Linked DNA regions of Homo sapiens: region 1 is linked to region 2. A link is a loop called in an ENCODE intact Hi-C map of the cell type or tissue named here. Cell type or tissue: IMR-90. All regions are shown on one strand. Links, peaks and the distances in the headings refer to the core of each region. The heading gives the core; the rest is flanking DNA. Region 1 overlaps NEK11 (NIMA related kinase 11). Region 2 holds the start of LOC105374106 (a long non-coding RNA gene).

What was found. A loop is a pair of places that touch in the nucleus more often than their neighbours do. Peaks named below come from ENCODE experiments on the same cell type or tissue, not always from the same donor. Only the 100,000 strongest peaks of a DNase experiment are listed, where the experiment ranks them.
Region 1: a loop joins it to region 2, with 3 times the contacts of the local background. A loop is called at or near these places in 2 of 110 quality-filtered maps.

The regions. Positions count from the first base shown.
Region 1 is chr3:131,031,797-131,043,791 of GRCh38, reverse strand. All of the region lies in intron 3 of NEK11 (NIMA related kinase 11), which reads right to left. Among named protein-coding and RNA genes, the nearest start is that of NEK11, 11 kb to the right of the region's middle. RefSeq lists an enhancer at 507-1,317. In IMR-90, for the core only: a CTCF peak has its summit at 10,124 (motif pointing left); no DNase peak of the experiment used is centred there.
Region 2 is chr3:130,271,825-130,284,046 of GRCh38, reverse strand. LOC105374106 (a long non-coding RNA gene) reads left to right here and starts at 7,344. Exons shown (of 2, transcript XR_924479.3): 1 at 7,344-7,431; 2 at 8,072-8,614. It also overlaps the pseudogene COL6A4P2. In IMR-90, for the core only: a CTCF peak has its summit at 7,686; a DNase peak (open chromatin) is centred at 7,676.

The sequences.
Region 1 (11,995 bases), core at 8,972-11,471, 760 kb before region 2:
GGTCTTCTTGAGGAGTATCTTTGCAGTGTTCTCTGTATTTCCTGAATTTGAATGTTGGCCTGTCTTGCTAGGTTGGGGAAGTTCTCCCGGATAATATCCTGATGAGTGTTTTCCAACTTGGTTCCATTCTCCCCGTCCCTTACAGGTACACCAATCAAATGTAGATTTGGTCTGTTCACATAGTCCCATATTTCTTGAAGTCTTTGTTCATTACTTTTCATTCTTTTTTCTCTAATCTTGTCTTCACACTTGATTTCATTAAGTTGATCTTCAATCACTGATATACTTTCTTCCACTTGATTGATTTGACTATTGATACTTGTGTATGCTTCCTTCATGAAGTTCTTGTGCTGTTTTTCAGCTCCATCACATCATTTGTGTTCTTATCTAAACCGGTTATTCTAGTTAGCAACTCCTCTAATTTTTATCAAGGTTCCTAACTTCTTTGCATTGGGTTAGAACACGCTCCTTTAGCTCGGAGGAGTTCATTATTATCCACCTTCTGAAGCATACTTCTGTCAATTTGTCAAACTCATTCTCCATCCAGTTTTGTTCTCTTGCTGGCGAGGAGTTGTGATCCTTTGGAGAAGTGGCATTCTGGTTTTTGGAATTTTCAGCCTTTTTGCGCTGGTTTTTCCTCATCTTCGTGGATTTACCTACCTTTGTTCTTTGCTGTTGGTGACCTTTGGATGAAGTTTTTGCGTGGTCATCCTTTTTGTTGATGTTGATGCTATTGCTTTCTGTTTGTTAGTTTTCCTTCTAACAGTCAGGCCCCTCTTCTGCAGGTCTGCTGGTATTTTCTGGGGGTCCACTCCAAACCCCGTTTGCCTGGGTATCACCAGCAGAGGCTGCAGAACAGCAAAGATTGCTGCCTGTTCCTTCCTCTGGAAGCCTCATCCCAGAGTGGCACCTGCCAGATGCCAGCCAGAGCTCTCCCGTGTGAGGTACCTGTCGACCCCTGCTGGAAGGTGTCTCCCCATCAGGAGGCACGGGGGTCAGGGACCCACTTGTGGAGGCAGTCTGTCCCTTAGCAGAGCTCGAGTGCTGTGCTGGGAAATCTGCTGCTCTCTTCAGAGTCAGCAGGCAGGAACGTTTAAGTCTGCTGAAGCTGTACCCACAGCCGCCCCTTCCCCCAGGTGCTCTGTCCCAGGGAGATGGGAGTTTTATCTATAAGCCCCTAACTGAGGCTGCTGCCTTTCTTTCAGAGATGCCCTGCCAGAGAGGAGGAATCTAGAGAGACAGTCTGGCTACAGCGGCTTTGTGGCACTGCAGTAGGCTCCACCCAGTTTGAACTTCCTGGCAGCTTTGTTTATACTGTGAAGGGAAAACCACCTACTCAAGCCTCAGTAATGGTGAACACCCCTCCCCCCACCAAGCAACAGCATCCCAGGTCGACCTCAGACTGCCATGCTGGCTGTGAGAATTTCAAGCCAGTGGATCTTAGCTTGCTGGGTTCCATGGGAATGGGATCCGCTGAGCAAGACCTCTTGGCTCCCTGGCTTCAGCCCCCTTTCCAGGGGAGTGAACAGTTCTGTCTCGCTGGCATTCCAGGCACCACTGGGATACAGGGAAAAAAAAAACAAAAAACAAAAACCTGCAGCTAGCTGGGTGTCTGCCCAAACGGTTGCCCAGTTTTGTGCTTGAAACCCAGGGCGCTTGTGGTGTAGGCCCCTGATGGAATCTCCTGGTCTGTGAAGACTGTGGGAAAGGTATAGTGGCTGAGCTGGAATGCACTGTTCCTCATGGCACAGTCCCTCACAGCTTCCCTTCGCTAGGGGAGGGAGCTCCCCAACCCCTTGCACTTCCGGGGTGAGGTGACGCCCCACCCTCCTTCTGCTCGCCCTCCGTGGGCTGTACCCACATCTAACCAGTCCCAATGAGATGAACCAGGTACCTCAGTTGGAAATGCAGAAATCACCCACCTTCTGCATTGATCTCGCTGGGAGCTGCAGACCAGAGCTGTTCTTATTCGGCCATCTTGCCCTGGAATCGCCTTTTGAATTTTTATAAAGTAGAAGTCTCCACTGAGTACTTCCAAGTACTCAATACTGAGTTCATGTCCAAGTATAGTTATGAAATATTGAGCCCTTGCCTCTTCATCCATCAGAACGGGATATTATTACCAGCTGAACACAACTTTTGCTGCTGAAACTAGTGTTGAACTAAAAAACTGTCCAATTAAAAAATGCATACACATATACACACCTTAAACACACACATACACACACACATATATATACGTGAGTATATATTTACGTATGTATACACATACACACACACACACAGAGTTTTTATGGTTATGTGAGCTAGCAAAATAATGCCAAAATAAGCTTTATCTGTGGGAAATTATCTACTGTTGTCAGTTTTCAAAACCTTTTGAATATGTACTTACTCCCTGCAAGTTCAATAGTCAACTGCTTTAAAGCTTACTTAAAATGCAATTTCAGATATGTGTCAGGTCCAATTCATATGGAACACCCAAATGTTTCATTTTTTAAGTAATGTTAAACTGCCTTGCAACTCACATCTGTCATTAATCCTTCCTGTAATTTTGATTACTAAAGCAATTCTAAAAATAATAGAAACTACTCATTAGAGCTCAATAATCTTTGCACCAAAATGTCTTTGAAATAGCAATATAAATTAAAAGCAGCTGATCACCAAATAGCAAATCCAATATTGCAAAAAGTGGATTGGCCGATATTATCCCCAAACTCACAGTGTATGCATTTGTATGAGGCTTATGAGATGAAAGACATAAGCAAAGAAAGAAGAGAGGAAATGAAGGGCTGTGGGGCCACAAATCTTCCTTGAATCTCCCCTGAAGGAAAGCAGCCATAGCTAAGTGATTAGGTTTTAAAGGGTTTCTCAAAATTCAAACTAATAGGGAAGTGGAAACATCAACCAAACTTTAATTAAAATGCTAAGTGACTGCTGCATGTGGGAGAGACTGAGAAAATTGACACCCAAACACATTCTAATCAGAAATTCAATGTTCCAAATTTTCCACTCTTAGAAAGTTGGAAACCTAGTATGTAGGACAATATTATCAACTACATTTTGATCTTCCTTCTTCACTTGCCCAATAAAGGTACCAAAAACAAAGCCTATGATTTTTCTCTGAGCTAAAAACAATAAAATTGGCTGGTATGAACCCAAGATTAAAAAGCAGCACTCAGCTGAAAGTATCAAGTTTCATAATGATTATCATTAGTAACTGCAAATTCAGCCAGTTTAACAATCTTAAGGGTTTTCATATATCATGGTACAGGGTTTTTGCTTTTTCTAAACACAATTGTTAAGGTACAATTGACATAATACACTGCACATATTTTAAGTGTATAATTTGCCAAATTTTGATATATGTATATACCCATGAAACATGACACCATCTCTACAATCATGATAATGAGCATATCCATCACCCCCACACATTTCATCAGGCTTAGTGTTTGCTTTCTTAATAACTAAAACTTTGGGTGTTTTTTTTTTCATATAACTACCCAAATAAATACAGCACTACTGTACTAATAAGTATGTTCTATAGCATGTCAAAGGTTCATAATTATTCATTCGTGAGTAGCAGGGACTAGGGCTTATAAGAGTATCTGAGAAATAAAAAGTGTTCTCGTTAAACTACGGAATGGAAATTCAATTTCACAGTATTTTAAAGCAATAAAGGTCACACAATATTAACTGCTTATTTTTGATACTACATAACATTATTTATACAATGCACAATTAGTGGAAGTAAACTACTTTTAGAACTCTGGTGCCAACAATGTTTATTTCCCACATAGATGTACAAATTACTCTTAATTAAATTTACAAATTACTCTTTCCAAAAACCAAGCTTAGGAATAACTGACCAAGAAACTATTACTAACATAAGGGTTGCTTGTCTCTCATGTTGACTTGTAAGTCATGCACATCACTCAAAGTGCACTATTTAAACATGGATGTTATGGCAACTAAGCTTTTTTCCCCAGGAAAATCAGTTGAAGAGTAATAAATTGATCCAGAAACTAATTTTAACTTGAGAATTTTCCCCCTTCTCATTTCTTTTAAATTTAAGTCATATACATATCTCATTTCAAGTTACTTAAGGGTGGATGATATCACAACTAAAATTTTCAGTTCAAAATAGGTATAAAGTTGGGTGCTGGCCAAAATTGCCTATATTACTCTTGAGAGACATTCATGCGTCAAAAAGGAACCAGATCGGTTTAGAAGGAAAGGACTGAGTAAAACAGATGCCTCCCTCAACTGATCCAGTTAAAGTAAGCAATGGTAAAAGGGAACTGCCTGCTGTCTGCCAGGAAGAGAGCTGGGCTGCCGGATGCACCAAAAGTTGTTGGAGGAAATATTCTCCCCAAAAGGCTGCTTGTGTAGAAACAACAGCAAGAAGGGCTAGTTACAGATTATACTTGAGGGTGTTGTGCTTGTTTTGGGGTCAGGAAATTAAAGTTAGCTGACTGAATATTCTAATATTCATCAACCATTAAGAATTCTGGATTTGGTTATTGAGGTTCCTCTGGACTCTATTAAAAATCAGCTCACTTTTTATTATAAAACATCTCGATGAAAAAAGCCCTTTTAGGGGAAGGAAAAAAAACCTACAAGGTAGACTACACCCATCAAATTTTGCTCTTGCATTTTTTGCACTCATCCTAAAATACTTTATTTATTGAATAAATGAGATACAATAACTTAATAGGCTTAACACAAAAATCTTGCACTTTAAAAATTTTAGGAAGTCAACAATGACAATGTAAAGGGATCAGCATATCCAATTACATTTATTATTACTATTATTTACTAGAATAGCTTAGATATTCCCCTATCTCATACATTTAAATGAAGAATGCTATTCCATATTTCATGGGATGTCATTCAGTGTTAGCCAAACCATTAGCTTCCCTACTCACAAATCCACCAGAACAACACATTGAAAGAACAGAGTGGAATGATAAATTTAAATAAGTCTGAAAATCTAACAAGTATACTATTGTAATTTGAATATACTTTTACTGCTGACACTAATACGGCTGTAATATTTTAAATACATCACTTTTGTTTTCTTTCAAACAACAGTAATGTAAGAAAAAAGAATTATTTTTAAGAAGAATTTTTGAGTATTGTTGCCTTCTTCCTAACTGTTGTCTTCTTCCTAAATGTTTCTTGGCAATTCAGTCTTAAAAGGAGGCTTTTTTGGCCCCCTGCCTAAGCCAAAAAGAAACTGAGGGTTTCCCTGCAGCCTACTCATTCTAATATTTTATTAGTCATTTCTGATCTGTAAATATTAAAAACCAGATAGAAAGCACACGGATTCTTTTATGCTAACACATGCAGCAAAGCGGCCTTAGGAAAGTCATTTATCTCAGAATATTGACTTCATTACCATGATTGAAACTAATCAAAGTAACTATGTGCCCTTGCATTTTCTTCTCTCCTTATCCATTCCATCTCCCAAACTTTAAATATAAGATGGCCAGAAGCTCAGAGGCTTGACCTTATTGTGTGCAGAGAACTGACAAAGCCCAAAGTGAAGTCCAAGTTCAAATGTACTCTTTCTATATTTACCTAGAGGAACCTAAGCACAAGATTCCGAGAATCTGAACTGTTTTTAATATTAATTTTAGTATTAAAATTTTTAATATTTTAATATGCTTTCATGTTATACTTTCTCTTAAAAGATAAGCAGGAAGATTTTTTTTTTAACTGTGAGAAACTGAAAGAAACTGTGTTTTGAGGTCTGGCAAGGCAAAATAGAAAGAAATCATTAGTTTCTTCCAAATTGTTTTCATAACTCTCCACGGCGTAAACCACTGAATCCTATTAAATTAACTCGTCCCACTCAATAAACCCACTATCCCATCACAGATAACCACTGGAGAGAACTCCTAGACATAATATAGAAATAGTAGCTTTAATAAGAATACATAGATTGAGTTCAAAGTTGGACTCATTAAATCTATTGATGTTTTGTTTAAAATGACTCAAAATTGAAAGTAAAGATATGTTAAAATGATTAAATAAATCAGACAGAAATATCCATAAATAGGTATTAGTAGGTACAATATATAAATATTAGCTTTGCTAAAGGTGATCAGCTATTAAATGGCAGAAATTACAGTCACAATCTGAATTATTGAAAGTGTATTTTTAATATTACAAAAACCCACACATTTTAGTAAGAATTATTATTCCTGCTGGGCATGGTGGCTCACGCCTGTAATCCCAGCACTTTGGGAGACCAAGGCAGGTGGACCACGAGGTTAAGAGTTTGAGACTAGCCTGGCCAAGATGGTGAAACCTTGTCTCTACTAAATATACAAAAATTAGCTGGGCGTGGTGGTGGGTGCCTGTAATCCCAGCTATGCAGGAGGCTGAGGTAGGAGAATTGCTTGAAACTGGGAGATGGAGGCTGCAGTGAGCTGAGATCACACCACTGCACTCCAGCCTGGCAACAGAGCAAGACTCCGTCTCAAAAAAAAAAAAAATGGATGAAGTTCTTTTTATCTAATTACTACAGTGCAAATGTAGCTGTAACTCACAAAAAATGCTTCCATTGAATGACACAGAATGCCTGTCATTTCTCAGTGACCGAAGCTTGCATTCCTTAGTTTTTCAGTTATGCTACTGACAGGAAGAAAATGCTGAACCAGTCATCACATCAAATCGCTGAGGACGCTAAAAGGCACAATAGTCTTCTACTTCAAAGAAGGCACTAGAATCTAGATATCCAACAAGTGGCCGTTAAATGACAAGAAAGCCATAGACTATTATGCAGGTGTTAAAAATGATGCTTTTAAAGAGTATTTACTAACATGGGAAAATGCTTATATTTTCCTGCTTTAAAAAAGCATGTGAGATTGTATATACACTGAACTCTATTCCATTTTAGTGCCATTCACACTGAATGCAACTCTTCTCCCATCCCTTTGCCTAGTACAAGGATCCTCAAAATGCAGTCCTCTAAGATGTAGTAACAGCTGTTAGAAATGCAAATTGTCAGGCCCCTCCTACCAGACCTGCTAAATCAGAAACCTCTGGGGTAGGGGGGAGCCAAGCAATCTGTTTTAATAAGCTCTCCAGACAACTCTGATGCTCAACAAATTGTGAAAACCACTGGCTACTTCTTAATAATTCTTCAGATTTCAGCTCACAGTTCTCAGGGAAGCCTTGCCTCACCCAACCTTCCATCCTGCAAGCAAAGATGAGTTTATTGTACCTCACAAGAACCAAGATTTTTCTTTCACAAGTTATTGCAGCTAAAATTATTTATGATTATGTAAGTAGAGTTTTTATCTCCAGTTGAGATATTTCAAGTCTAGTGACACATATGAATCACCTGGAAGTTCTCAAAAATCCTTGGCCATACCCCAGACCAAACAGAATTCACTGGAGTATGACTCAAGCATCTGTACTTTCTAAATATTGTGATTCCACTGTTTGGCCAAGGTTAAGAATCACTGTACCAGACTCAAGCTCCAGATGACCAGTAAACGGTGACCAGTATTTGTTGAATGAATATGTGGGTTTTTTCACTTTATTTTATAGGTTTTGTTTTGTTTCAGTCTTGCACATGATACAAAATTCCAAATGCACAGAAAGGGTTCAGTGAAAAGTGAAGTCTCCTTCTCTTCCTATCTCCTCTCAGAGGCAATGACTAGGACCAATGCCATGTTTCGTTAAAAGACTGAATATTTGTCAGTGCATACAGAAAAGACCACAGGTTGGATGGCAGGATTATAGATTATTTTACTGCTTCTTTATGCACATCTGAACTTTTTATAAAGTGTATACACATTACTTTCAATATTGGGAAAGGAGGTACCCTATGAATATTTGTATGGGGGTGCATCCAGAGCTATTTAGTAGATAAACACTGGGTCTTAGGGCTCCCACAACAATAGCCACTTAGAATGTACATACAGCTGTTCCATTTTGTCAAGTTCTTAGAAGAGACCTTTTACCTGGTTTAAGCGAGTAATTGCCCAATTATTCCACCTGCTTATTTTGGTTATATTTTCACTTCTCATTAGATATACAGCTTCTCCAGAACTTCTACCAGAAAATGGTGGGAGGGTGCACAAAGGAGGAGGTACTGTTCATCCTAGGAACCAGATTAAGAAGTGGAATCATGGTTTATAGATCTATCTTGTCTTGATTTAGTTAATATAAGCTCCTCTCCAAGACTGACCATCTCTGGGTGTATGAATATGAAAAGCTGAGGCCTGGACCCCAGGGTGGTGGCTGAACCCCTGAGCCCTTTTGACTCCATGCCAGTTAGTGAGTCTGTCTCAATACAGTACTTTGGAACAGGGCTGGACGTCTGAGATTTCTATAAGTAGAAACTGGAGTATGGAGAGCTTTACAACAATGGACCCAGACTTTTTTGGCTTTTGGGGTTTTTTAATTATCTTTTTCTTACTTTCTACCTCCCTTACTCTTATGGTCTAAGACCACTCCCCTCTGTTGTCAGTATGACTCATTCTAGCATCAACTCTTGGCCCCCTATCTTCCATTTTGTTTCCATAACTGGGTAGAAAATCAGCTTGCTAGGACTTTTAAAAATCTACTCTAATGTAGACCCAAGAGCTCTCTGAGGAGGCAAGAGCCTGGACTTGAGGGCCATTTCTTTAAGGACTTGTAGGCCTTTTACTATTTAACTCCTGATCCTTATCTCAGGCAGACATATGAGATAGAGGGGGAAAAAATGCCTTCTGTAGAGATAAAGCATTTCCTTGTTACCATTTTTCCCATATTTAGACAAAGACCAAGGTGTACGATCACAGTTAAGGGGTAAAATATTTGGATACGCACTTGGATAGGACCAAGGGGAAAATACACATAAGTTAGATAGTACACAGAAACAAGTAAGATAATATTGAGTTGGAAAGGGAGTAGCCACTCCAACATCTCCGAGTGCAACCTGCCACACAGATACTTAAGCATTGTCTTGTACTGTATACTAGTTGTTTTATGTGTGTTGATATAGTCTTCCGGACTGGAAGCACCTGAAGGCTAGGCCTTATCTCCTACTGCTTCAGTTTCCTCTCTCGTGCTGAGTCCAAAGCAAAGGTCTAATATTTAAATTGTGGCCGGGCGCGGTGGCTCACGCCTGTAATCCCAGCACTTTGGGAGGCCCAGGCAAGTGGATCACAAGGTCAGGAGATCGAGACCACGGTGAAACCCCATCTCTACTAAAAATACAAAAAATTAGCCGGGTGTGGTGGCGGGCGCCTGTAGTCCCAGCTACTCGGGAGGCTGAGGCAGGAGAATGGCGTGAAGCCGGGAGGCGGAGCTTGCAGTGAGCCAAGATCGCGCCACTGCACTCCAGCCTGGGTGACAAATCGAGACTCCGACTCAAAAAAAAAAAATTTAAATTGTATTAAATACTTCATAGTTGACAGACTAAAACAGACAACAGCATAAAATCAACTCTGCATAGTAAGATCACTATATCTTAAATGTGATAAATTTTTTAAAAATCATTATAACCAACATTCTATGCTGATAAGATGAATGTTGAAATTCACTGTAGCTGTGGCCATGATTAATTACAAGTTTAATCATGTATTTTAGGGTAAACCTATTTCCTTAATATCTCTTTTCTATTAAATTACATGCACTATGCTAATGTTAAGGGCCAAAGTAATTTCTGGGCTGATCAAATCTTTTGGGTTTGATTTTTTGAAAAGATACTTTGACAATTTAACAATACTATAAAATAAAATGAATAAGAACTAGCACAATCTTTTTAGGACTATGACAACATAATTAGACTAGAGTGTCTATAATTATGAAAGAAAATATTCTCAAATATTGTTTTATGAATTTCATGATGCATAATAAAGGAAAAACCTCTATCTCATTCACCATACATTTTAACAGTTTAATTTTATTCTACTGTGATAATGAAAAAAGGGATGCCCAATATTTATGCCAGGAAGAAAACTCTCCAAACATGCATCAAGCAAGTGTAATGTCTGTACTGTAGGTTTTATTTTAATCTCACAGCTAATTCAGAAAGTGAATAAAAATGTAAAGGAATATGGTATTTACATTGTAATTAAAGGTCACCCTGTATGCAAAATGTCAATGGTAAAGTGATGCCCCCAAGTGGCATAATGATAAATTGCAATACTTTGACGGAAAAGTTAAGTACTATGTACATACAGCTGTTCCATTTTGTCAAGTTCTTTGATTAAATATAGAAATGTATATAATGAATCTGTATTTCATAGAAACTAGTCATAAGTCCTACAAACTTATTGTCATTCCTTTAACACTGATACCAAGGGATAGTCTGATACCTTCCTTATGAGCTCAAAAAGTTAAGGGTGTATCTGCAAAACAAAAAGGGAAGTCATATCTATTCTGATGTGTTGAAGGAATAGCATTCATACCATTATAGAAGTCTGTATAAAGTATTCATCTTCTAGCCACCTCTAACATTAACCAATTCCTTATGTTTGTGGTCTAGTATGTAAAGCATAATTTAAAACCTTATCTAGTCAAATTGCTTGGACAATGAGTAGTGCTAATAATGTGCTTTGCTCACAAACTAATGGTTCAGTATCAACACAAAAAAAAAAGAGTTTAGTTTCCTGCCTCATATATGCATTAAACATAACAATCACTGATGAATTGATATCTTAGCTAAAAGGTTCACATTCTGAGAACCAATTTATTTTGGACAGCCACAGAGATATAAAAGATGACAACAGAATTGTTACAATCTCAAGACACATCTTGAATAAGTTTTTTAAATTACATGCCTGGTTTCAGATTGGTTTATTTGGGAAATTTTTCTCATTTAAAAGTAATCCAGAAAAACCTTCCATTTATTAGAAGTTTCCAATTGCAGTCATTGGGTGGTAATTAGCTAAAGTTTTCTTAGGCTTCCTTTAATTATTCTTTTAACTTGGATTGTTTATAATTAAGGTGAATCTGTGCTGTTTTTGAGGAATAATTATGAGCAAGGCAATGTGACATCTAAATCTTATATAAATAGGCAGATATCGTATTCTTATTACAATCCTATGAGGTATTATACTCATTTTAAAGATAAGAAAACCAAAGCTCAGATTAGGAATGTACAGAATGTAGACTTCACATTAAGAACAGGCCTGGCTTTACTTTTTGTTCACATCCAAAGCTGGGATTTTAACAATGACACCATACTGCTCTGTTTCTATTACAGCATTCTAGAATTTTGTGAGTAGTCACATTCATACTTTTTTCTGATTTTAGCAAATAATTCCAAAAGCAATTGTCTACAAAGGTCGGCACGTAGTGGAAAGGTGTGATGCAGCTGTATGCCAGAGACAGTAAGGAGAGGTAGGAATGTGGCTAACTGGAGAATATGGAATTTGTCTAAGGGAGTAGCTGCTGCCTAGCTTTAGCAGTCCATTGTGGCTACACAGGAACTGATGTTAGCAAACGTTCCCAAATCTTTTTTTTCTAGAAAAGATGAAATGCTCAATTTATATGAGCTGCTCATTTAAAAATACTGACTACTGGCCAGGCGCGATGGCTCACGCCTGTAATCTCAGCACTTTGGGAGGCCAAGGCAAGAGGATCACCTGAGGTCAGGAGTTCAAGACCAGCCTGGCCAACATGGTGAAACCCTGTCTCTACTAAAAATACAAAAATTAGCCAGGTGTGGTGGTGCATGCCTGTAATCCCAGCTACTTGGGAGGCTGAGGTGGGAGAATCACTTGAACCTGGGAGGTGGAGGTTGCAGTGAGCCAAGATCGTGCCACTGCACTTCAGCCTGGGAGACAGAGTGAGACTCCGCCTCAAAAAAAAAAAAAAACTGATTAATTTACTAAAAAGAAACACTACCCAGGCCAAACAAAAGACATCTGAAAGCCACATGTGGCCAGTATGCAATATGTTTTAGATTCTGATGATGAATGATTCCTTTCCCAGAGATTGTGGACTAGACCTTCTGGTGCCAAATGATTTTTGTCCGTTATCCTCA
Region 2 (12,222 bases), core at 6,576-9,075:
GACTCTAGACTCTTTCCATCTTTCTGCCATCCTTAGTGAAGCTTCCTGGATCTCCAGGCTCGTGTCTATATTGTAGGTTAAAAAACAGGCAAGAAAATGGAAATACAGCACCAGCAGTCTCCCACCTGCTTTTCATTAGCCATAACTCAGTCACAAGGCCCCCGTAGCTACAAGGGAGTCTGGGAAATTCAGCTTTCAGCTTTCTAAACTTTATAGTGGAGTAGGGTTGGGATGGTTAAAACCCAAGGAGACAAGGTGGTGGCAGTGAGTAAAAGAGTCAGTAAGAAAGGAAGACAAAGCCCGAGAAACAGAGTTTGTTCTGTTTGTCAGCCATCCCATCAGCCGAAAGATCCTCCTCCCACAGCCAACTTTGAAGATTCCTGGAATAGAATGTGGATCGGAGGGCGCTCTTGCTGTTAAGGCAAGTGATAGTTGCAAATATAATTCATGTAATTTTATTACTTTAAAGATATATATATATAGACAGAGAGACAGAGTACTATATGTATATAGAGTACTACAGTATATATTTTATATAATATACACATATGTTAAACCATGTCTAAATACTAATGACAAACTGTAAAAAATATCAGTAGCACATACGACAGATAATTTTCTTTATTTGCAAAGAGATCCTAAAATCAGTAAGAAAAAGATAACCAACTCAGTAGAAAATTTGACTTAAAAGATATAAATATAAAGTTTATAGAAAAAGAAGCCAAAATAACACCCCCCAAAGCTAAAAAGTTGATTACAATACTCATAATAAAAGAACTATAATAAAAACAGGCTTGCCAAGACTTCTTCCTCCTCAGTGCACTTTCTTCTCTCGGCGCTTCCAGGAAGGACATCACAATATCTTGATTTTCCTCCTAGTGCTCTGGTCCCTTTGTCTTGGTCTCTTTCCCTGGTTTCTCCTCTTTTCCCTGGCTTCTCCTCTAAATGCTAGAGTGCTCCAGGAATCAGTCCTCTGTCCTCTTCTCTTTTCTCTCTGCATTCGTTCACTTGGGAATCTTATCCAATCTCAGAACTTTAAATAGTATCTATAGTCTAATGACTTTAAAATACATATTTCCAGCCCCAGCCTTTTTCTAAGTTCCAGACTCACATATCCAGCTGCTTACTCAACATCCCCAGCCGCATGTCCAATTGCTGTCTCAAGCTCAACATTTCCAAAGCTGATCTCTTGGTCTTTAACAACTCGTCAAACCTGCTCCACTCACGACTGTCCCACATTTCAGTTGACAGCATCTTCATCCTTTAAGCTGATTGTGCTAAAAGCCTTTCTGGCATCGTTGACTCTTGTTTTTCTTTCATATCCCACATTCAATCTGTCAATATTGGCTCTAAGTTCAAAATATATCTAAAATATCACCATTTCTTACCCATGATATCCAAGCCATCATTATCCCTTGCATCTTAATTCATCTCCCCACTGCCACCTTTGCAGGCCTATATTCTATTGACAACACTACAGCAGAGTAATACTTTTAAAACATGAATCAAATGATCTCACTCCTCTATCAAAACCCTGCAATGGACTTTACTCAAAATAAAATCTGGAGAACTTTTTAAAATGTAGTTTTAAAACATATCTGCAAACTTTGGGATACTCCTCACACTTCAAGGTAGAGCTGAATCTCCCTCACCTTGCTTAGGGACCAGCCTCAGCGACCAGTGACTCATTTCTAATGACTAGAATGGGATGGAAGTGACGGGGCATGACTTCAAAAGCTGGCTCTGTCTCTCTCTAGAGGCTCATGGAATTCAACTACCATATTGTGAGGAAACCCAGACCACATGGAAAGTTTACATATAGGTGGTCTGGCCACAGCCCCAGCTGAAGTCCCAACCAACATCAACCACCAGACATGTGAGGAAGCCTTAGGGATGATACCAGCCCCAGCCTTCAAGCTATACTCACGGATGCTGAGGAAAGTAGAGATATACTTTCCCACTGAGCTGTGCCCAAATCACAGATTAGTGAACAAAGTGTTTTCATTGAGTTAAGCCATAAAGTTTGGAATAATTTGTTACATAGCAATAGATAACTTAAACATAATCCTTTATAAGGCCATATGCAATATGATTCTCCTCCTCAATTCCTCTTTAACTTCATTTCTTTGACTCACTTTTTCATACCGCTTCATGCATACTGGCATCATCATTGCTGTTCCTCAAACAAACCAGGTACATTTCCACCTTGCAGCTTTTTTCTTTTTCTTTTTTTTTTTTTTTTTTTTTTTTGAGATGGACTCTCACTCTTGTTGCCCAGGCTGGAGTGCAATGATACATTCTTGGCTCACTGCAACATCTGCCTCCCAGGTTCAAGCAATTCTCCTGTCTCAGCCTCCTGGGTAGCTGGGATTACAGGTGCCCACCACTATGGCCAGCTAACTTTTGTACTTTTAGTAGAGACAGGGTTTCACCATGTTGGCCAGGCTGGTCTCGAACTCCTGACCTCGTGATCTGCCCACCTCGACCTCCTAAAGTGCTGGGTTTACAGGCGTGAGCCACCATGCCTGGCCACAGCCTTTCTTTGTGTTAGCTGTTGCCTCTGCTTGGAATGACCTTGTCCCTGATATCTACATAGCCTTTCAAGGACAAGCTTTTCCTTTGCCTCCTTCAAATCTTTGCTCAAGTGTCAGCCCCTCATTGGCAAGCCCTGGCCATCTTCTTAATACTTGCCCAAACCTCCCCGCTGGCACTCCAGGTACCCTTACCTTGCTAAACTTTCATTTTTATTTCATAGTGCTTTCACCTTATAACACACTGGATAATTTACTTATTTACTGTGGTACTATCTCTAAGATCCCCAGCTGTGCTCTTAATATGTAAACTCCATGAGGGCAGGGTTTGTTTTTTTTTATTACTGTTACTCTTCACTGCCATTTCCTGAGCTACTAGAAGAGTTCTTAGCACATAGTAGGTGCTTAGTAAATATATATTGACAGAATAGCTATATATCACTTCTTACATCTACACTTATAAGTTTCTCTTTAAGCCCCTGTACAGTTTTGAATCAAAACAAAATTATGTCCAAAGGACCACGGGATTAAAATGAGACCAACATTCTGAGAGCACTTTTCAGTTTTCCCTGAGGAAAATGATTAAGAAGGCAAGACCAGGAACCAGTCTGGAATTTTCTTTTCCTGACAGAAGGAATTCTGACAAAATTGCTACATTCTGAATAATGAAAAAATATGCTTTTAAAATGTGTCCACTCATAGATGCATAATGAAGAGCCCCCTGCCCCTTCCAAAAAAAGGAGATTCACTCAGGCTGACACATATCTTAAAAGAATATGTTTTATTTTCCTGAATCAGGGGTAATACGAGGGTGACATCAGCTCACTTGTCCTGGATTTGTGTTTCTGAGGAATTTCTGGATTACTATGATGCATGAAACATAAATCAACAGCATAAAATATAAATATACACGTTGATTAATACATACAAAGTGAACTCCTGTGAAAATACAACTTCGACAGAAGAATAGAACATTCTTATCATTCGTGTTTTCCTTCCTGGTCCTAGCCACCTCCCTCCACAAGAGGATTACAGACTGGAGTCCCCAGAAAACAGTCTCTGAAACAGAGACGAGCATGTAGGACATTTATATGGGAGTGTCTTTAAAATCAACACCTGTGGAATGAAGAAAAGAGCAAAATTAGGCAGCGAGAGAAGTTGGGCTGTGGTACAGTCCAGTGGAAGGCCTCAGTCAACCCCATAAGCAGCTGTGGGATGGCCTGCAGAGTTATCCCAAGTTGTTGGGCTGGGATTTTATAACTCAGTGTTGACCAGTCACTGGATGCATCTGCCCATGGAAGGTAAATTTCTCTTCCTCTGAGGAAATCCTCAATGAGGGCTGACCTCTGAGAGTCACCTTCCAGCAGCACTCACAGCAGCTGAAGAACAAATTCTTCATTCCTGAAGCGGGATGTAGGCAACACATCACGGCGTCTACCATGTTTCTGTCCTCACTTCAACTGTGACCACATATTTGGATTTTTTTTTCTAGTTTTACCACATAAAGGATAACAATATAATTTTAATTTTGCCTTATTTTGGAGCTTAGATAAATGAAATCCTACTGTATGCATACTTCTGTGTCTTTCTCAAATATATGCTTTTAAGATTTAGTCAATGTGGCTTAATCTTAATTCAATTTCATTCATTCATTTTCATTGTTGTACACCTTATTTTAATGTACTACAGCATATTCACACATTTCACTCTTTTTTTTTTTTTCCATTTTTTGAGACAAGGTCTCACTCTGTCACCCAGGCTAGAATGCAGTGCACAATCTCAGCACACTGCAACCTCCACCTCCCAGGTTCAAGTGATTCTCTTGCCTCAGCCTCCCAAGTAGCAGGGATTACAGGCACCCGCCAACATGCCCGGCTAAGTTTTGTATTTTTAGTAGAGATGGGGTTTCACCATATTGTCAAGGCTGGTCCAAACTCCTGACCACAAGTGATCTGCCCACCTTGGCCTCCCAAAGTGCTGGGATTACAGGCATGAGCCACCACACCCAGCCTACATATTTCACTCTTAATGAACACGTGGGTTGTTTACAACTTGGGTTTTTTTTTTAAAAATGCTGCTGTGAACATTATTCATGAATGTGGTTTTATCTTGGTCATCAAGCAAATGAGTTTTCAGGGAATATGCTTACAAGTAAAATTGCTGGTTCATAGTATTTAAATTTTTAATTTTACTAGAAAACGCCAAAACATTTTATAATATTTGCTTCCAAAAGCCATGTTTGAGAGTTCCCATTTCTCTATACCTGTATCTCTGGGGACAGGCCTGGAAATGCTTCAGTAACAACCCCCTAATTTTGGTGGATTACAAAAACAAAGGTTTCTTTCTCAATCATATTTTGTGTCCATCATGGTCAGCTGTTGAATGATCACCGCAGGCTCTAGGCTGATGGAGAAGACTCTTTCTGTAACATTGCTGTTCTCTTAGAATGTTTTACTTTTCTAGATATGTATTCATATTGTGTATGAATAGAAACTATATTATGTCTTCCTTTCCAATTATTCTGCTTCTAAATGCTTTTTCTAATCTAATTTCATTGGTGTTTTAAGTATTTTGAGGCTATATTATTACATGAATACATATATACAATTTTTATTTTTTTTTATCATTAGGAATTGATCCTAGGCCAGCCAACTGACCAACAGACTGGTAGCTGACTAGACACATGAGCAAGCCCAGTCACAACTTTTTGAAATTAATAATTACCCCAAAACTTAGTGTTTTAAAACAACAGCCATTTATTTAGCTCAGTATTCTGTGGGTCATAAGTTTGGGTTGGGTTCAGCTGGGTGGTTCTCCTGTCCTCTGCTGGGCTTGCATCTTTTAGCTTCCTAAGAGATTAGCTAAAGAAGGAATGCTTTTGTTTGCAGAACTTAGAGAGACGATAAAGGGGCAAGTAATGTTTCTCTCCTCTCCAGTCTCCTCAGACAGAAAAGACCAAAGCCCAGAAAAATAGAGTATCTTCTATGAAGTCACCAGGAAAGCTGCGGAGGGAACCAGATGCTGAATTCACATGCCCCAGTCTTGGTATTTCCCATAACACCGTAATCCCAACATTGACTCTCCAGCTGTATTACAAATATACCTTTGAGATTATTCAAAAGTTAAACGAAGAATCCACCATGAGATCACAAGAGGTCAGAAATTAAAGGAAGAACCATAAATAGTACACAGTCAGCATGATCTCCACTCAGGAGAGCTTGGGGAAAATCCCTGTATGCATTTATACATTTTGATACATGGCTGGGAACCAAGTTCTGAGCCTACCAATCGCAAACCCTCCACTTTTCTAGGATCAGTGAAATCCACTACATGTTTAAAAGTGCAAAGCAGTCAATTCACGTAATGATTAAAACCCTTAAACTTTGCAGAGCGAACCAAGCAGATGCCAAATCAGTTCAAAACACATTTTAATTCTAATTTTAGGCTACCAATTGAATCATGGTGTAAGATTTGATGCCACTTGAACTTTCTGGGTCTCAATTCTTTCATCAGATAAATTAATATCCCCAAAGCAGTGCAAGGTTATAATTAATGAAATAACAGATCCAAGGAGGAATTTAAAAACACATGAACCTTTTTACAATTGACTGATGGAGGCAGATGCCCTGGTGTCTGAAACAAATGCAGAACAAAAATAAATGCAGAATTACTAAGCAAAAAGTTGTTCTAGAGCAAGAGATATAGAAGGCAACCAACTGTTGGGGTGGCTGTGGGGCATTTCTAACAGTCTGAAAACTGGCAGGGAGTTTAAATATCAGAACTAAAGGGAGAAGTGTCAGGCCCTGTCCTGGGGAGGGGATTCCAAGATGAAGAGGCTCATGGCCTAATAAGGAGACTAATTGGCAAATGGTGTAAAATGGAGGGAAAAGGGCAAAAAGATAAGGGTATACAAGGCAGCCTATAGGAGCTACTGATTAATTCTTTCTTGAAAGGGGGCAATGGGAGATGTTTTCCTGAGAGGCAATGAGAGCTGAGCTGGGTTTTGGCACAGATAATGGATATGGTACATAATAGATGCCTATTAAATATTTGTAAATAAATTAAATAAAGGCATTTCCCACAAAAGTATCACCAAGGGCAACAGCATAGGTGAATGGAATATGGCGTTTCCAGGAAATGGTATTGCTCAAATGAAAAGTTGGAGGGTCAGAACAACCGCCACCATAGGTGAGGCTAGAGATGAATGCAAAGGCTAGATCTCTGAGAACTTGCACAAATGATTTTCGTTGTGTCCTGTTGGATTTTGGAAGCTAGGGAAATTTGAAAACAATGCAAAAAGACATTCCAGGTAAAGGAACTATGATGAGTGTGGTTTGTGCTCTGCAGTTCCTGCTTCAAGGAAGAACTTGTTGCCCCACCTGCTAGGAGTGCTGTGAGCAGAAAGGCTTCAGCTGGTCGACTTTAGAGCCTGCCACAGTTTCAGAGCTGCCACGTCCACAGGTATGCCCTTCTGGGTGATGGAGGCAGGGGATACAGACCCAGCCAAGTTAGCCCACACTGGGGTAACTCACACAAGCCCACTTAGGTCCAGAGATCCCTGTGGGGTTGGCCGAGGCTGCCATCACAACTGACCTGCACTGCAGTTCAACTTCTCTTTCAGTCCACTCCTACTTCCACCCAGGCCAGAACCACAGGGGTGGGGTGGGGTAGGGTGGGGTGGGGTGGGGGTGGGGGTGGGGGCAGCAGATGGAAGAGCAGGGAATCTGAGGCAGAAATCAAGCCCATCCTCCCACCCCTGTGGCTCTGACTTTCAGAATTCTTTGGTGGCAGCTAACGGTTTGGAACAAATGCAGTATAGCTCAAGGAGCCCTGGTCTCGGGATAAAAAGGAGTTCAAGGCCAGTTTCTGTTACGGGTCTGAGCCAAGCCACATCACTTCTGTAAGATAGTTTATCCCAAAAAGGGGATGAACAATGCCAACATCCCAGATTTAGTGGTGGGGCTGGGCAAATACATGACATAACATGGGAAAGTGCTTTATAAACTGTGTATACAGTAAGAGTGGGTATGAATATTGAAACAATAGACAGTTGTTTCTGCCCTTGGCTATATTGTTGCTACCTCGGAATTTATGGAGTGTAAGGTTTATGTTGAGAGTCAGAGGACCTCCGTGAAAGGGTTATACCGCCACCTAGTAAACACAGGGAGAACTGCAGTTGGATCTCATGAATGTTCCAAGGATGTGTAAACTTTAAAATCCTAAGCTCCTACGGGCTGAATGGACTCTCTCTTGGCAAAGGGAACCCCAGAAATACCTTAAAACTGTATTCCCAGCCATGACGGGATGGAAAGTCAGACATGCCTGGTTATACCTCCTCCTTTTAGAGTTTAGACACAACTGACCAGCATTAATGTTAAAATAGGGATCATAAGACTGACAGAGGAGACTTTTCATGGCAATAAGATACCAAATTATAAACAGGACCTAAGACCATACCAGGCAAAGGGTTAAGTCACACACTCCTGCACTTAAAGAATCAACTATGTTCTAACTGCCACAAGGTTTCTCTTTTTCTCCAGCAGCTAAACAAGCACTGGCCTCCAGATAAACAGTATTAAAACAATTACAACTCATCCAGCTCACAGATGCTGATTCACTGAACCCCTGTTCCACCGACCAGAAACAGCTTTGACTGGACAAGAGGCTGAATTCAGTAACTTTCTCCTGATGAGAAGACCACCAGCCATGGACTGGTTCTTGCTGGTTTACAGAGACTGCACACCTGTGTACCTTCATGTCCTGAAAAGATCTTTTGACATAGGGGCTAGGTATAATACATTTCATCTATTCATTTCAAAATGAACATCGGTCATAAGTTACATGTATGTTTATCTAACATGCCTGTGTCAGGACCACTTTCTTGAATACTCAGCTCCTCCTGTAACTTGTTGAACATGTATGTTTAGCCAACCTTTTCAGCATAAAACTCCTACCCCAACCCCTCCTCCTTCCAAACGCCTGTCTCTGGTCTTGGCTAGAGGCAGGCTTCCCAGCCTGTGGGACAACCACCTTGCAGGCTGTAACCTTTTATAAGAATTAAAGCCTCTTCTCTTCTAAATTTATAAATTATGTTTTTTCTTAAGTTAACAAGTGGGGACAATCAACACACTTGAATGTTTCTTCCCAATGATCTTCTTATTATTGAAACTTTGCCTTGGTGTTCCCAACTCCTGGACATAGGAAGGGAAGAATGGGAATAAGAAATAGAAAATAAATCACAGTTCAAATCAAATACCATCCTCAGGATAGATCACTTTGGCCATTTTATGCTCAGGCAGCTGAAGTTATGCCTAAAACAGAGAAATGCATATACCCATTCATATGATGAGCAGCTCTGTGGCAGGATGGAGCATCTGCCATTTAATTCCCGTCAAAAAATCAGTTGCTTGTACTGTGTTAAGGAAGAAAAAGAAGATAGTATATTCATTCATTAGAAAAAGCCTGGATTATATCAAAACGGTTACCTTTGGGAGAAAAGATTATAGGTGATCTTTATTTTTTCCATGTGCATTTCTGTGTCTTATAGATTTGCTACCATGAACACAGTCATCCTTTTGTGATCATATTAAAATGATTGTTATAAAAATAGAATTTAAAATGTGCTTCTTTGAACATTTTGTATAAAGCTGATTCCATCCCACCTGCTATGTCACCAGACTGTGTGGAGAAACACACAGATTATAGCAGTCACACTTACAGAACCAGGAACTTACCAGAGAGCAACTCCATCCTGTGTCCCTGGGGGAAAACCAGCTGCTTGTGATCAGTTATGGACTGAATGTTTGTGTTTCCCCAGAATTCATATGGTCGCCTAATGTGGCTATAGTTGTATTTAGGGCCTTAGGAGGTAATTAAAGTTAAATGAGGTCATACGAATGGTCCCTAGTCCAATAAGAGTGGTGTGCTTATAAGAAGAGACACCAGAGGCAGGTGCAGTGGCTCATGCCTATAGTCCTAGCTACTCAGGAGACTGAGGCAGGAAGATCATTTAAGCCTAAGACATTGAGGCTAGCCAAGGCAATATTGGTATAGTGAGGCCCGTCTCAAATGAAAATAAAAAAAAAAAAAAAAAAAGGCACCAGAGAGCTTGGGTCTTTTCTCTCTTGCTGTCTTTATGAGCATGCACTGAGGAAAGGCATGTGAGGACCCAACGGGAAGGTAGTCATTTGCAAGCCAGGAAGAGTGCCCTCTGTGCTGCGATCTTGAACTTCTAGCCTCCAGAACTGTCAGAAATAAATTTCTGTGGTTTAAGCCCGTGGTATTTTGCTATGTCAGCCCCAGCTGACTAATGCATGATCTTACAAAGACCCCAAGCCGTGCATCCTCAGTGCCCCCACAGATCTCCTCCACACAGTTCCCAATTCTGTCTGGAAGCCAGGCCCATGGTTAGAGGCCCAGAGAATCAAGCCATGAGGCAGAGGAAAATCTCACAAAAAACACGATTTTCCTTAATATCTTTGCTGCAAAATGTTTCATCCATGGTGAACGTAAAGCTTTCATTTCACTTTTCATTAATAATGTCAGCCTTAATTGTTGAGTCACCATGTTTTGAAGGACAGAGGCCACTATAATGGGTGCCAAAGGGTTGGTCTCATGGAAAAATCACGGCTGTCTCTTCATCAACCACAATGTCACAAAGTATAGCACAGATTGCAGTGAGCAAGGATCACACACAGTCTCATGCCAAATGATTTAATAAAGAATGCCTTTATTTATCTACATTAAGTAGTAAGTATGAAGTTCGTTCACATTAGATGTCCCTTCTTCCATGCCCTCTCTTTGACTAATATTTCCCTATTCTCTGGTGGTGAAAAAAACAAACCAAGTTTCGATTCATTTCTGAATTAGGTTTTTCTCACTGCTTACACTGATTTTTATTTTGCTACATAGCACCCCCAAATTTTAAAATAATATTATAAGTTCAAGTTTATTTTTCATTCCGTTCTAATTCATTTAAATATCTTTCAGTTACTTTTTTAACTATTAGAATTCAGTCCTCAAGTCACAAATCATCTGGCCCAAGTCCTTGTTGGCGTGAAAACATTCAGACGTTTAGGAATCTGATGTCCAAGGTGTTGGAATGGGCTGTCACTTCTGAGCTGTGAGGTCCTGCCTCAGCCCTGGTAATCTCCATTTCATCAGCATTAAAAGCTCTGCCTTTAACAGTAACAGGGCTCTGCTTGTACTGTTACTGTATTGGGACACACCAAGCCTCACATTCTTCCTTGGTTTCAAACCGGTTGGCATTGCCGCCACAGCTGCCACACCAGAACTGCTGGCAAACCCGTTCCTCCTTGTTGTAATGCCACTTCAGGGTGTGATCCTGACACTCGCCTTCCATTGGATCCATGGAACAAGGACCTGCAACAAAATAAATACAGAGCTGAATTTCCTGCATGAGCATGACAGAAAAAGAGCAATGGTTTGGAGTCACAGACCTGGGAATGAATCTCAGCCTCACCACCAACTAGTTCTGTGACCTTAAGCAAGTAATTTAACCCCTCAGAGCCTCAATTTCCTCAGCTATAAAAGCAATATTTTTAAAAAACTTCTATATCACAAGTATGTTATAAAGTGTCATATAACATATGTGAAATGTGCAACATAGTTATAGCTATGACTTTGCACAGTACCTGGAAGACATGCCACAGATAATGTACACATGAGGGAATAAGTGAATGAATATTAATAAATCTTTCTGATACTGAGCACTCCTCACTTGTGTATTATACTGCTTTCCCTCCTTTTGCAAACCATCCCAATCCCTTGTCTCCAGTCTTCTAATGACCTAAGGAAATCTAGCTTATTTATTATTTATAGTACCCTGGCTCTTGCCTGAGAAATTAAGACATCTATTAAAGGAAAAACATGATGTTCCTGAACAATTAAAAACAGCATTGGAAATCAACACATTACAACAAAGCAAGATCTGAGACTCCCTGAATTTTACATGAGGCAATGATTTTCCCAGGTATATAACCCTCCCCACCTCAACTTCTAGGGAGAACAGATTTCCTTGGGTATCCTTTGTATCACACAGAAGTATTTCTGATCCAGGTTGGCCCTGAAGCACAGAATGCTGCCATCCTCCCCACAGTTCCTCCTAGGCCTTCCATGTACCCTTAAATAAAGAGGATACTATCTTCAAAAACACAAGCCTTAAAATTCATGCTTTGTTTCTGTGAAACTATCTGCTAACCTCCCAATAGTATAATCGGCACAGACTAGTTTTCTAGGAGAGGTGACCAGATGTACTGTACCCACAGGGATGAGATATGCTCTTAGTACGGTAAGAAATTGATCATGGAAATAGTCCTATGCTTTGAGTAGTCATATTTGAATTTGCTCACTGCATGACCCCTACTCTGGAGGATATAAGATAACAAGCAGTACAGGCCCAGGAGAAGTAAGAGAAATACTTATTCAAAAACCTGTTGTTGTCAACAGAAAAACACTCCAATGGTGAACTCTTTGCTGTACTCTCTAGAGCCAACAAATAGACTCGGGTTAGTTATCAGCCGGCACCAACCTCTGCCGTTACAACTGATTCTGAACTGACAAACCAAGAATTCATTCAAATATATCCATCACTTTTCCTAGGGACACTCTGTCATCTTTAGAACCTCCACCCTTGCTTTGGGTCTGAGAGACAATCAAACAGGGACTGCTC